Linked DNA regions of Homo sapiens: region 1 is linked to region 2. Evidence: chromatin contacts called from ENCODE Hi-C or POLR2A ChIA-PET data. All regions are on one chromosome and are shown on one strand. The core of a region is the stretch at or near the end of the contact, and the rest is flanking DNA. Distances in the headings are between cores, read along the strand shown. Region 1 overlaps JAML (junction adhesion molecule like). Region 2 holds the start of ATP5MG (ATP synthase membrane subunit g).

Region 1 (6,464 bases), core at 3,118-5,617, 210 kb after region 2:
TGAATTTCATCGGTAGTTCTCCCAGGGTCTCAGAAGTGCCCAGATGCTCCAACAGGGACACTTGTGTTTCACTGGCTGTTGGCAGATCCATGTCCCTCAGTTTATCCAACTATCGATGGAGTATGCTTGTAGTGCAGATCGACTCCCTTGTTGAAATAGTGTCAGTGGGAAAGGGCCTCATGAATAGTCCTGACTTTTGAGTGTTCTTTCCCAGTGGGTCTTGGATCCTGCAGAAAACACTTGTGCCTGCTAAGTTTTCACTTGCACTCCCTAGGGCTTCCTGATTTGGTTTTGAACTTGGCTGGCCTCTCTAAAGGTCTTTGCTCTGGGCATGCTCGGAGCACTGAGCTAGACAACCTGGATTCCACTCTCAGCTTACTTCCCCTGTCGGGACCTCAGTTTCCCGCCAAAGGAAAGGTAGCACTTCCATGTCTAGTCGTTTATTCTAAAGAAATAATTAAATGGATATGCTGAGATTTGTGCAAAACTGCCGTCTTGCTTATAATTAAAAATAGGGATAATTGCCAGTGTCTGTCAGAAAGGCAACGATTCAGTGAACCAGTCAATGAAACACTCCAGATCCCTCTACATAATGACATGGAAAGATATCCAAGGAGTAAAAATACAGAATTTATGGTATGACCTCATTTTTATAAAAGAGAAAATAATATGATGCTCACTCCAGCAGCATATGTACTAAATACATTTTATGTGAGCTTATGCTTACACTGAGAGAGGCTTGGAAGGACAGTTGTAAAATGTGGGTAATTGTGTGGAATTTGAAGTGAAGGAGAAGGTGGATCCCATGGGGTGACGGGTTGCAGGGAACTTCCACTTCCAACTGTCTACATTTCTGTATTATCTGAATTATTTGACAGTGAGAAGATACAACTTTAAAAGCAGAAAATACAAGGAAAATATTTCCACTGAGACCAAAACATATGGTTTCTTTTCTAGCTTAAACCTTGAATTTTTTTTTTTTTTTTTTAGTTCTGACTTAGGCCAAAATAGAAAAAAAGAAAGTATGTTCAGAAGGCAAATGGTCATGAGATCAAAGGCCAAGGGACCCCGACAGGGCAGGCGCAGAGCTCCTGCTTGGGGCTTGGGTCGGGTGTTTGTGGGGGTTATTCTGCTCCGCCCCCCGGAAAGGCCAGGAGCCCTTCGGATTGGCGTCTTGCTGAGCTCCTGCTGCCCCCTGCTGGTTTCGCGGCACTCCCTGGTCCTCAGAAATGTAGACAGGATGGTCAAATGGAATCCCATCTCCCCTCTCTCTCTTCATTCACTTAAAATTACCTCTCCCATACGGACTGAAAGTGGCTTGAGTGATAATAGAGAAGTTGAAGCTGCTTTTCAGCCTAAATTATCTCCAGAACGGCTTCTTGTTCTTCATTAGAAGAGATGCGCTTCTCAGGTTTCCAGGTGAGCCGGGTAGCCCTGGCTGTAGGAGTCCAGAGAGAATAGTTCCTTCTCTGGTGTCTCTCTCTTCACGAAGCCAAGAGGGGATCTCATGTAGGGACCCTTGAATAAACCATGCCCGCTGGTTAATTCCACATGCTTTTCATGTCTTGCAGTTCAGTGAATTCTACAGTCTTGGTGAAGAACACGAAGAAGACTAATCCAGAGATAAAAGAAAAACCCTGCCATTTTGAAAGATGTGAAGGGGAGGTGAACACACGCTTCAGCCTAAAACACTAAGTAGATGCAGGCCTGGGCCGTTCTCATACCCCCGGGAACCATATCTTACCCATTGTATGTCGCAGCTTGCAGGCCAGTGCTTGGCACAGAGCAGGGACTCAGGAAGCCTTTGTCACTAAAGTAAGAGCCTCTGCGGAGTACAGTGCATGGGGTCGGCTGGGACAGCCCCAGGCAGCAGATCCTGGTATTGGGCTGAGGAAAGAGCACTGCGCTTGGAGTCAGTAAGATCTGCCACCTCCCTGAGTCTCATCAGCAAAATGAGGATAAAGATAAAGATACTATAGTTGCCCAGCCTGCTTGACAGGGTTGTTGTAAGGTTCACATAAGATGATGATATGCAAATGCTTTGTAATCTAGGAGGTGCTATTTGTCTAAAGTCTAATGGAGAATTATAATACATCCAGGAGTTAAGGAGTTCTAATGCTTAAAATGAAATAGTCTAAGATCTTAGCAAGAAAGGATTAAGAAGGACTTTTCTCTCCATATTGATTTTGTAATGGAGTTATAAATAATTGCTTCTAGAGACTGAGAAATTGATTGGTTTTCTTTAACTCCTATTCTTTCTTTTCTTTCTTTAATTTTAAAAAAACTCTTTGAATAGTTACCTTTCTCTATTTTGGGCTGTTTTTGTCCCAAGAGTAGGATTTTTTCCCAGTAGAGTGCAGTGGTCCAAGAATGGGCCACTGGATGATACTGCTTTACCAACGAGTGACAGGACCATGAACCTCACAGTTGTGAGGTTCAATGAGGGCTGGCCCTGCCACATAAATCCTCTGAGGGAGATGATGACAATTCACTGCTGATTAATGCCATTCTGCCTTTACTGTAATTAGAAGGAAATAACCCCAGAATACAAGGAATTTAGCAAGATAAGGAACCCCTGCTGCTACCTAAACATCCATCTAAACAAAGATGTTTGGCTTTTGAAGCAAAGAGTTTGGTTCTTAAGACTGTGTTCTTTGACAGTTAATTTTCAAGAAGACTGAAGACTGAATTATCATTGTTGAGAATTCTCTAGGTCTCAGTAACCCTCTGAACCAGCAGTTTGGGTGGTCGATGCCTAGCAAATAGGAGTGGGTGGCCTTTTCTCTGGTGTATAAGATTCATCTAATTTTTAGGAATTTTTGTACCATTTTCCCCCTCTAGAAACACATTTACTCCCCAATAATTGTACGGGAGGTGATCGAGGAAGAAGAACCAAGTGAAAAATCAGAGGCCACCTACATGACCATGGTGAGAATGATTCTGGCCTCAGCTGAGCCAGGTGTCAGAGGCTCAGGTGGTGGTGGTGGTGGGCGTGGCTGGGTTGCCCAAGGGAGGCTGCTGAGGGCGGTGATTTTTCTAAGTAGCAGAAAAGTCTGAGAAACTGAAGTTCTGCTGGATAGAAGAGTGATATCAAACTTTCTTACCCAAGCTCAAGGATTAAAGGTTATCACCAGAGATTATTTATATTAGTGGTGAAAAGAAGTGAAGAGTGGCTTTTACTGAGGGCAGGGAGGACGTCTTTTGCCTCATCAGTTCAATCTAATAAAGAAAACACGGCCGGGTGTGGTGGCTCATGCCTGAAATCCCAGCACTTTGGGAGGCCGAGGTGGGCGGATTGCTTGAGGCCAGGAGTTCAAGACCAGCCTGGCCAATGTGGCAAAACTCCCTCTCTACTAAAAATACAAAAATTGGCCAGGTGTGGAGATGCGTGCCTATAATCCCAGCTACTTGGGAGGCTGAGGCACGAGAATTGCTTGGACCTGGAAGGCGTTGGTTACATGAGCCGAGATCCACCACTACACTCCAGCCTGGGAGACAGAGTAAGACTCTGTTTCAAAAAAAAAAAAAAAGGCCGAGCATGGTGGCTCACACCTGTAAACCTAGCACTTTGGGAGGCTGAGGCAGGTGGATCACTTGAGGTCAGGAGTTTGAGACCAGCCTGGCCAACATGGTGAAACACTGTCTTACTAAAAATACAAAAAAATTAGCCAGGCATGGTGGCGGGCACCTGTAATCCCAGCTACTTGGGAGGCTGAGGCAGGAGAATTGCTTGAACCTGGGAGGTGGAGGTTGCAGTGAGCTAAGATCGCGCCACTGCACTCCAGCCTGGGAAACAGAGCGAGACTCCTGTCTCAAAACAACAACAACAACAAAGAAAATAGGATAAATAGGATAAGATCCTTGGGCAAGTATTGTGTTGCTGTGAGTCGTTTTCCTTGCTATCAAAAGGTCAAAGTAGGGTTCCTTCCAATGCTTAGATTTTGTTTCTTAACTTTGTGACTTATTATACCTTCTCATAACCTAACTGCCAGGCAGGCTGCATGCTGGATCTCATACAATATTTTGGAGTCTGATTCCTAATTTCCCTTTGCTTAGACTTCTGTAGCCCCTTAGAGAACTGCAGTGCCTGGAAAAGGCACCTCGGGGCGTGCAGTGAGTGGGGGTAGGGACAAAAGGAGTGAGCTGGCGATGAGCACGGTGCTATTTGTAGACTAATTATAGGCACCCAGCCTATTAAGGAGCAGTGTTCTGTGGGTTTGGGAAGGCTGGCCTCCTCTGCTTGTGGAATGATGGGCTTTGTTTGTTCCTATCGTACCAGCCCTGAGGACACATGACTCCCAGCTGATTGCAGCAGAGAGAGGTCTGCCAGGGAAGTGTGAGATCAGAGGCCTGGCCTGGATCCACCGAGTGAAACATTAACTCCACCCTGAAGTTGCAGCTGAATGGAATCATTTTCCCTCTGTATCTTTCTCCCATACTGTTATGTGATGCTGCAGTAACTTGCGAGGCCTCATCCTGGCTCCTGGAGACCTGCTGATACAGCTGCCTTGTGGCTACTGCTGAGTGGGTCACCAGCCAGGGTGGCACTGTTTGCAGAACGTCTCCGAGGTGGAGATGATGCAGGAGGAACAATTGTCTTCACAGCTAACTTCCCCAGGTTTAATGCTAGGCGATTATGGTTTTGATTCTGTTGAAAACACCATTCCTGTCCTCTTGATCTAGATCCAATAGAGTAAGAGAAGAGGCCTGGGCTGCAAACTCAAAGGCTGGCAGGGGCCAGTCAAGTTATTTTAAAATATGATGTGCCAAGTTAAATAAGGCTGTTGGTGAATTTGGGACTGCAGGCCACTTGTTTGAGACTGCATTTATAAAGGTGTTCTCTGATAGGGAGCAGGGGTAACAAAGAGCCTTTGTTTTTTGTTGTTGAATTGATGAAATTCATGTAAATGTAGTGGCACCTTGCTGTTTTCCCTTTCTGAGGCTGTACACACAGAGGTTAAGATCACAAGCTGTGGAGTTAGACAGACCTGGGTCCAAATTCTAACTCTGTGTTGCAGCCAGATGGTCTTGGGCAGTAACTTGGCCTGTCTGAGCCTCAGTTTCCTTATCCTTAGAAAGGCAATAATAATACCTACCTCCTGGTGGTAAGGATCACATGAGATAATGCATATGAAATTCAGTACTGGGCCGGGCTCATGAGAAGAGCTCAATGAACAGCAGCTGCTATGATTATGGAACTACTTCTTACAAGCATGTTTTGTTTCTTTCTGCCCTTCCCCCACAGCACCCAGTTTGGCCTTCTCTGAGGTCAGATCGGAACAACTCACTTGAAAAAAAGTCAGGTGGGGGAATGCCAAAAACACAGCAAGCCTTTTGAGAAGAATGGAGAGTCCCTTCATCTCAGCAGCGGTGGAGACTCTCTCCTGTGTGTGTCCTGGGCCACTCTACCAGTGATTTCAGACTCCCGCTCTCCCAGCTGTCCTCCTGTCTCATTGTTTGGTCAATACACTGAAGATGGAGAATTTGGAGCCTGGCAGAGAGACTGGACAGCTCTGGAGGAACAGGCCTGCTGAGGGGAGGGGAGCATGGACTTGGCCTCTGGAGTGGGACACTGGCCCTGGGAACCAGGCTGAGCTGAGTGGCCTCAAACCCCCCGTTGGATCAGACCCTCCTGTGGGCAGGGTTCTTAGTGGATGAGTTACTGGGAAGAATCAGAGATAAAAACCAACCCAAATCATTCCTCTGGCACATTATTTCTAAATAAGTGTTGTTTGTGGAAATCGTCCTATTTTTATGCCTCGGTTGAGGGGGCAAGTAAAGTCCTGGTGAGGAATTTACAGTTAGAAACTTTTGGAAAAACTGAAGTTCCTGGAGGAAAGCCAAACCGTGCTAACACACTAGAGGCTGGTTTTGGTCCTGGGAAAGGTTTGGGGTGAATGGGTTGGAAGTAGGGTATGAATACAGTTTTGGGATTTAACTCAGTGGTTCTTCATTCCTGCTGGTGGCTCCTTGCGGGGCCTCACCACATGCCTCCTAATTTGAAATTTCTGGGTGAAGTTTAGGCATTTGTCTTTCCTGATACTCATGGGTTGCCACAGTGGACAGCCACTGATTTAATTCTTGGTCTGAAATGTGCGGTTCCTATACTTTTAGTTGCTATTGTAAGATTTGATAAGGTTAGTCTTAAAAATCCTTTGGCGGGGGGCATCCAAATTGGTAATGAGGAAGTCAAACTGTCTCTGTTTGCTGATGACATAATCATAAACCTTGAAAACCCTAAAGACTCATCCAAAAAGCTCCTAGAACTGGTAAATGAATTCAGCAAAGTTTCAGGATACATAATTAATGTATACAAATCAGTAGCTTTGCTGTACACCAATAGCAACCAAGCTGAGAATCAAATCAATAACTTAATCTCTTTTATAATAGCTGCAAAAAAAATTAAAATACTTAGGAATATACTTAACCAAGGAGGTGAAAGACCTCTACAATGAAAACTACAA
Region 2 (6,236 bases), core at 2,215-4,714:
GCTGGGACAGGGAAAATACAATATAAATCTGAAGCATCTTGTAGTATCAGAAAGGGAGGCGGTATGTCAAAGGGACAGAGGTGCTAACCTGAAAGAGCTCCCAAATAGCCAAGGCTGAAATAATTTGAGCAATAATACAGTATTTGATACAGAAAGTATGAAATCAATGTACAAGTCCATACAATAAGTGACTGGATAAATAAATGGAGAAGAGACAAATCTTTCTCACAGAAAAATTCTATTTATGTAGATATTCCCTCCTACAGGGGATGGAATCCCCCCACTGTAATCACACCTTGCCTTTATGGGATAGGCTTAGTTATTTGCTTCTATAGAATAGAACACGGAGAGAAAAACAGTAACTTTACAGTAGAGGAACCTATAACCAAGTGATGAAAGCTTGTATCACCAGAGATGTCACAGGAATATCATATACCTCCTGACATGTGATTAGGGCATCTCTTCACTGTGGTATTTCCTCAAAATCCATAGTGCCAAACTAAGCATGAGAAAAACACCAGACAAATCCAGATTGAGGAAATTCTTCAGGATACCTAGACAGATACTTTGACAAGACAGATACCTAGACAGACAAGATACCTAGATACCTTAAAACTGTCAAGGTCAGGAAAGATGAGGGAAGACTGGGAAACTGTCCCAGACCAGAGGAGATTGGGAAGACATAGAAACTAAATGCAATGTGGTACACTGGATTGGATCCCGGAACTGAAAGATTATTGGAAAAACTATTGAAATACAAATAAAGTCTACAGTTAAGGGAAAAAAAAATCAGATTCTATGATCTTCCTAGGCAAACCTGATGATAAATTTACTTATTTCCATAAGCTTTTTTGACCCCCAGGGGAATTAACAGATATAGTCAGTAATTTTTATTAAATATTTAACATTCACATTTAATACACTAGCCTATGTATGTTATAAAGCAAAATGTATTTCCACGTTAACATTCCAGCCCAGTTGAGTCCTCCTTTCTAAGTACTTTTGGAAGAATAACAAGTTATCTTTCAATTATTTACAACGGAGGGAAGGGTTCATATTATATATTTCATAACAAAAAAATTACCTTGGTGTTACTTTTCTTTTTAGATCACAAAAATTAGTTTGCAATTCCTTAATATGCGCCACCTAAAAAATGTGAAAGCCACACCAGAAAAAAAATCCACTTGAAATATTAAGAATTGTGCCTTAAATCACCCACAAAGTCCAGAGTGAAGCCTCTAATCCTTTTTTCTCTTTAGTTTTTTTTTTTTTTTTTTTTAGACGGAGTCTCGCTCTGTCGCCAGGCTGGAGTGCAGTGGCGCAATCTTGGCTCACTGCAACCTCCGCCTCCTGGGTTAAAGAGATTTTCCTGCCTCAGCTTCCCGAGTAGCTGGGATTATAGGCGCCTGCCACCATGCCCGGCTAATTTCTGTTTTAGTAGAGACGAGGTTTCACCATATTAGTGAGGCTGGTGTCTAACTCCTGACCTCAGGTAATCCACCTGCCTTGGCCTCCCAAAGTGCTGGGATTACAGGCGTGAGCCACAGTGTCCAGCATTATTATTTTTTTTTTTTGAGACCTAGCCTCGCTTCGTCGCCCAGGCTGGAATGCAGTGGTGCAATCCTGACTCACTGCAACCTCCGCCTCCGGGGTTCAAGCGATTCTCCTGCCTCAGCCTCCCAAGTAGCTGCGATTACAGACATGCACCACCAAGCCTGCCTAATTTTTGTATTTTTTGTAGAGATGGGGTTTCACTATGTTGGCCAGGCTGGTCTCGAACTCCTGCCCTCAAGTGATCTGCCCGCCTTGGCCTCCCAAAGTGCTGAGATTACAGGCGTAAGCTACCGCCGCAGGGCCATCTCTTTTGATTTATATAAAATTGTAGAGCTCTATGACAGGTATCTTAACAATCTTAGTAAAGTAAAAGATTTTCTTGCAAGCTTATGAAATTATTTGGGAAAATGTGTAAAATGTTTCACTAGTAGGCTGTGAGGTTCTGCAGGACAGCCTTCAATAACTCATAGTTTGGCTGGTGATGGAGGGAAGGGAGGAGAGAATGGATAAATTACCCGGCTGGCGCTGTGGCTCACACCTGTAACTCTGGCACTTTAGGAGACCGAGGCGGGAGGATCCCTTGAGCCCAGGAGTTAAGAGACTAGCCTGGGCAACATGGTGAAATCCCGTCTCTTAAAACATACAAAAATTAGCTGGGTGTGGTGGTGCGTGCCTGTGATCCCAGCTACTCAGGAGGCTGAGGTGGGAGGATCGCTTGAGCCTAGGAGGTGGAGGCTGCAGTGAGCTGTGATCTGCACTGCACTCCAGCCTGGGCGACAGAGTGAGTCCCTGTCTTCTAGGAAAAAAAAAAAAAAAAAAGAAAGAAAGAAAAAGAAAATACCCAAACCAAACTCAAACACAGCAAAATAGGCTAGAAAGTATTACATTTTTTTTGAAGTTCTGCTTTCTATTCACATTTCATAAACGTAGGCAAAAGTTAAGAGATCCGACCTTCAGTCACTTACTGGAATACAGCACATCTAGGAAAAACTTACGTCAATTTAGCTTATCTCACTTCAGGAATAAAATGAATAGCTTGCCACTGAGAAGACAACTGAAATATTTACTGGCCAAATAAACTAGTACTCAGAGGCTGTGATTATTCAGGGTTGTTGTGAAATACAGCGGTCTACCAGTGAGGCTCTTCAAGCTGAAAAAATTCCACGAATGCTAAGCTTCGTAACAAAGATTATTGTTTATACGGATCCCGTCCTATGCTTCTCGGGGCATGGATACTCATCCATGAAGTCCATTTCCACCTAAAATTTCCCTCGGATTAAAGCGGAAGTATCTTAGAATCCGTCTAGGACAGAAAGCAAAGTCAACGTTCAAAAAAGCTCACCCATCCTTAAACATTTCTGTTGACTTCCAAATACTCCACTGAGAACAACACCACATGTAATGAGGCCGAATTGATTTACTTTCACGTTTCTGCCCTTCCTTTTCTTAGCTCTCCTAACAGAACCATCCCCTCTAGATCCCTGCTCTTAGCGATCTCAGGGGGCGTAATGGTTGCAGCTGCCGGGCAACGCCGGGCTTCCTTCACACTACCTCTCTTCCCAGTCGTGGTTAGAATTCAGGAACTTCTAGGTTGTGTAGAGAACCCAATCTGCAGGTCAGACGAGTGGAAGGCTAGAAAAGAGTCGCCAACCTGCTTCCTGCTCCCTCCACCTGCAGGCCATCCCGCCCCGGCACCCGCAGGCCCCTCGGGTCTTCGCAGCCCGCTTCTTCCTCTCAGGCCATCGCAGGCCTCCCTGCCGCCCGTGTGCCCGCCTCGGCGGTCTCACATCGCGCTCACCGTTCACCAGCGCCGGGGTCTTCTCCACAAGGTTACGGACAAATTGGGCCATGGTTCTGGAATGGAGAGTCCGTCGCCCCGAACCGCCGGCTGAATGTCACCCGCCGGAAGGACCCGCTGCAGGACCCCGTCCCACTTCCAAGGTCAGGCCGCCTCTTTTCGCGCCGGTCGAAGATACTTAAATGTCCAAAGATCTTTGCAGAATCCAGCCTGTCAATTTAATTTTTCAACATGGAAGAGAAAGTGGATATGAAAAGATGGTATTAGAGAGCATGTGAAGAACAGTAGGATTCCGCAGAGAAGCAGGCATTTTGTGGGGCAGCCACTCGTAGAGGTCCGGAAAACCGGCAAGGAGCGGAAATGCGCATGCGCCCTGAACCTGCAGTGCTTTTCTTGGCGCCGACCTCCGCTATTTTGCGTAGGGTGCTTTCGCCGCGATTCTGAGAACCTTTGAAGTCAGTACTGGAGAAGGATTCGCTGAGATTCTTCTAGTCCAACACGATCGTTGTACAGAGGTAGAGAGGGTCCAAGGCCAAACATATAAAGTTAGGGGCCGAGCAATCACCACACAGGCTGTCACCAGGCTCAACCCATAGCCCTTTTTATTTGAGACAGTCTCGCTCTGTCGCCCAGGCTGAAGTGCAGTGGCACGACTTCGGCTCACTGCAACCTCTGTCCCCCGGGTTCCAGCGATTGTTGTGCCTCAGTCTCCCTAGTAGATGGGACTACAGGCGCCCGCCACCACGCCTGGCTAATTTTTGTACTTTTAGTAGAGACGGTGTTTCACCATGTTGGCCAGGCTGGTCTCGAACTCCTAGCTTCAAGTGATCCACCCGCCTTGGTGCTGGGATTACAGGCGTGAATCACCGCGCCTGGCCCCATAGCCCTTTTAAAGTTGATTTTTTGTAATCCCAATCTCCCCAAAGTGCTGTATCACGATTGGAATCCATTTCCCCTAATTCCCTAGTTAACCACAAGGAGCTGTGCAGATGTGAGGAAAAAATCACCTGTATTGAACGCCCACACTATGCCAGGCATTTTGGAATTTAAAGAAAGCCTGTAAGGCATTGTCCCCATTGAGACTGGGCTTGAAAAATGGCCACACAGTTTGGAAGTGGCAGAGTTGAGATCTGAAGTTGCAATGTATACTCAGAGAGGGGGCATTCCATCAGATTAGGCATGGTGCTGATTTCAGCATACTTCCTAGAAAAGATCCTTGAGCCGATGTGTAAGAGAACAGCTGTATACTACAGAGGGCTGAAACTTCATAGTTTAATATGAGGAGGAAAAGATGTATGTAGGGAAGTGGCATTTGATGAGAGGAACAGAACTATAAGTAATGTAACCTGGGGAAGTCTGAGCAGAAGTAAATCTCCGATTTTTGGAATGGTTAGAGAGATGGAAAGAAAAATTAGAAGTGTAATCAAGGAACTAAGAACTTTTCAATGAAGGAGTGATTCTGCTGCCCTAGATACTGCAGAAAAGTCAAATTAAGGATGGGAAAGTTAATTTAGCAATATGGCAATCTTTAACTAACTAGCGCCTTTTCAAAAAATTAGGATAGAATCCAGGGTGAATGGTGAAGAAATATGGCTGTAAAGGATTACAAGTCAGAAAACCAAAGGGGGATGTGGAACTCAGGGGAGAAATTGAAGACAGAGAAGAGGCAGTCATTTATTTATTTAGAGATGGGGTCTTGCCACATTGCCCAGGCTGGCCTGAAACTCCTGGCCTCAAGAGATCATCCCACTTCAGCCTCTTGCTTAGCTCTGGGATTACAGGCACAGGCCATCCTGCCTGATAAAAAGGGATATTGACAAGAGCCCTGATGAGGCAGGAAAAGAGAACTAGCCAGGGATCTATGGGGCCTTTTCCACAGATGTGATTATGGGAGAGAGGTCTGAAAGTCTTCAAAGTCTCTGAAGTCTTTATCTTCCCAGCAAAATGAAGGCAAAGTCATCGGACTGTGAGGGGTCAATGGGAGGGGGGTATGAGAAGGAATTTGAGGAAGGAGGCCAAAGTTTGGAATAGCTGAAGGACACACAGAAGGGTTGTTGGGCAACGTTAGAGATAAGTTTGTGGTTGTACCATTCTAAAAATTGTGTTTTTCCTCCAACAATGGTCTGCAGTTTGGATATTACAGCAGAGGGGAATGGCTGAGTTAATCTAGGCTGACATCTTGCATGGCAGGGGTATGGAAACAAGGAGCAAGAAAGGGGAAGATAACAGCAAATGATTACAAAGACCTGGGGTTCAGGCCAGATAAAGAAAAACAGTGAAGCCAAAAGAGAGCTGGTTAGGAAAACCATACTGTGAGATTCATCTCCTGAGGGTAACCCCAGGGTCCCCTCCAGAGGCCTGGTAAGGCAGGCTGGGTCAGCCAGGTCACACATATTTGATGTTACTTACCTAAAAAAAAAGTGAAACGTCAGAATCCTCTAAGTTTTCAGGGGGATTTCTGAAACTGCCACTAGCTTTTAATACTGGAATAAAGTGATAACAAAGGTTGTAAGTCAGATGTTCATTTATTAAATACAAGTTTTGAACAAACACTGCCAGGCAAGTTTGACAAGAAGTAACCTTCCTGGAATGTTTCAAAATACAGTCGCGTTGATCAAGTTTTATTTCAATCAACCTTTTCATTTTCTGTTTCTAGGTTCATTTCCTGTTGAGCAGTTAGAGCATGTGCATTATTTCCTCACATGACATCAACAGTGCAGCATCAGCCTCTGGCATGTAAAGGCACCCAGTAGACTTATGCTCTGTGCAATGGCTGCTTAGCAACCACCATCAAATAAAGTAATGAAGCTTTTGTAGAGTGTGATATCAAATAGCAACTGGCACCTTCACTTGCACCATTAAAAAACCTTTAACATTTCCTTCA

Evidence for each region. Hi-C counts contacts between places; a loop is a spot of excess contacts on that map. ChIA-PET counts read pairs that join two places held with the same protein, here RNA polymerase II (POLR2A). Pooled maps may share reads with other maps.
Region 1: a map of gastrocnemius medialis shows a loop between it and region 2 (16-fold over the local background). The contact joins the enhancer-like site here to the promoter of ATP5MG in region 2. A Hi-C loop is called at or near these places in 3 of 168 maps with a recorded cell type or tissue (gastrocnemius medialis, mammary epithelial cell and naive thymus-derived CD4-positive, alpha-beta T cell) and 15 of 50 pooled maps. POLR2A ChIA-PET finds 5 or more read pairs at or near these places in 7 of 52 experiments (GM12878, HepG2, OCI-LY7 and 4 more).

Annotation. Positions count from the first base shown.
Region 1 is chr11:118,193,199-118,199,662 of GRCh38, reverse strand. It overlaps JAML (junction adhesion molecule like), which reads left to right. Exons shown (of 10, transcript NM_001098526.2): 8 at 1,572-1,665; 9 at 2,842-2,928; 10 at 5,246-5,938. The coding sequence ends at 5,338. Among named protein-coding and RNA genes, the nearest start is that of SCN2B, 20 kb to the right of the region's middle. RefSeq lists an enhancer at 5,210-5,399. Within about 2 kb of position 4,367, at least 14 of the 41 ENCODE cell types and tissues checked have a DNase peak (open chromatin) inside an H3K27ac peak, as active enhancers do; they include gastrocnemius medialis, where a contact is called at or near this core.
Region 2 is chr11:118,398,834-118,405,069 of GRCh38, reverse strand. It overlaps ATP5MG (ATP synthase membrane subunit g), which reads right to left and starts at 3,464. Exons shown (of 3, transcript NM_006476.5): 1 at 3,353-3,464. The coding sequence starts at 3,404. All of the region lies in intron 3 of LOC100131626 (a long non-coding RNA gene), which reads left to right. It overlaps UBE4A (ubiquitination factor E4A), which reads right to left. Exons shown (of 20, transcript NM_001204077.2): 20 at 5,859-6,236. RefSeq lists enhancers at 1,691-2,281, 2,740-3,603, 3,724-3,803.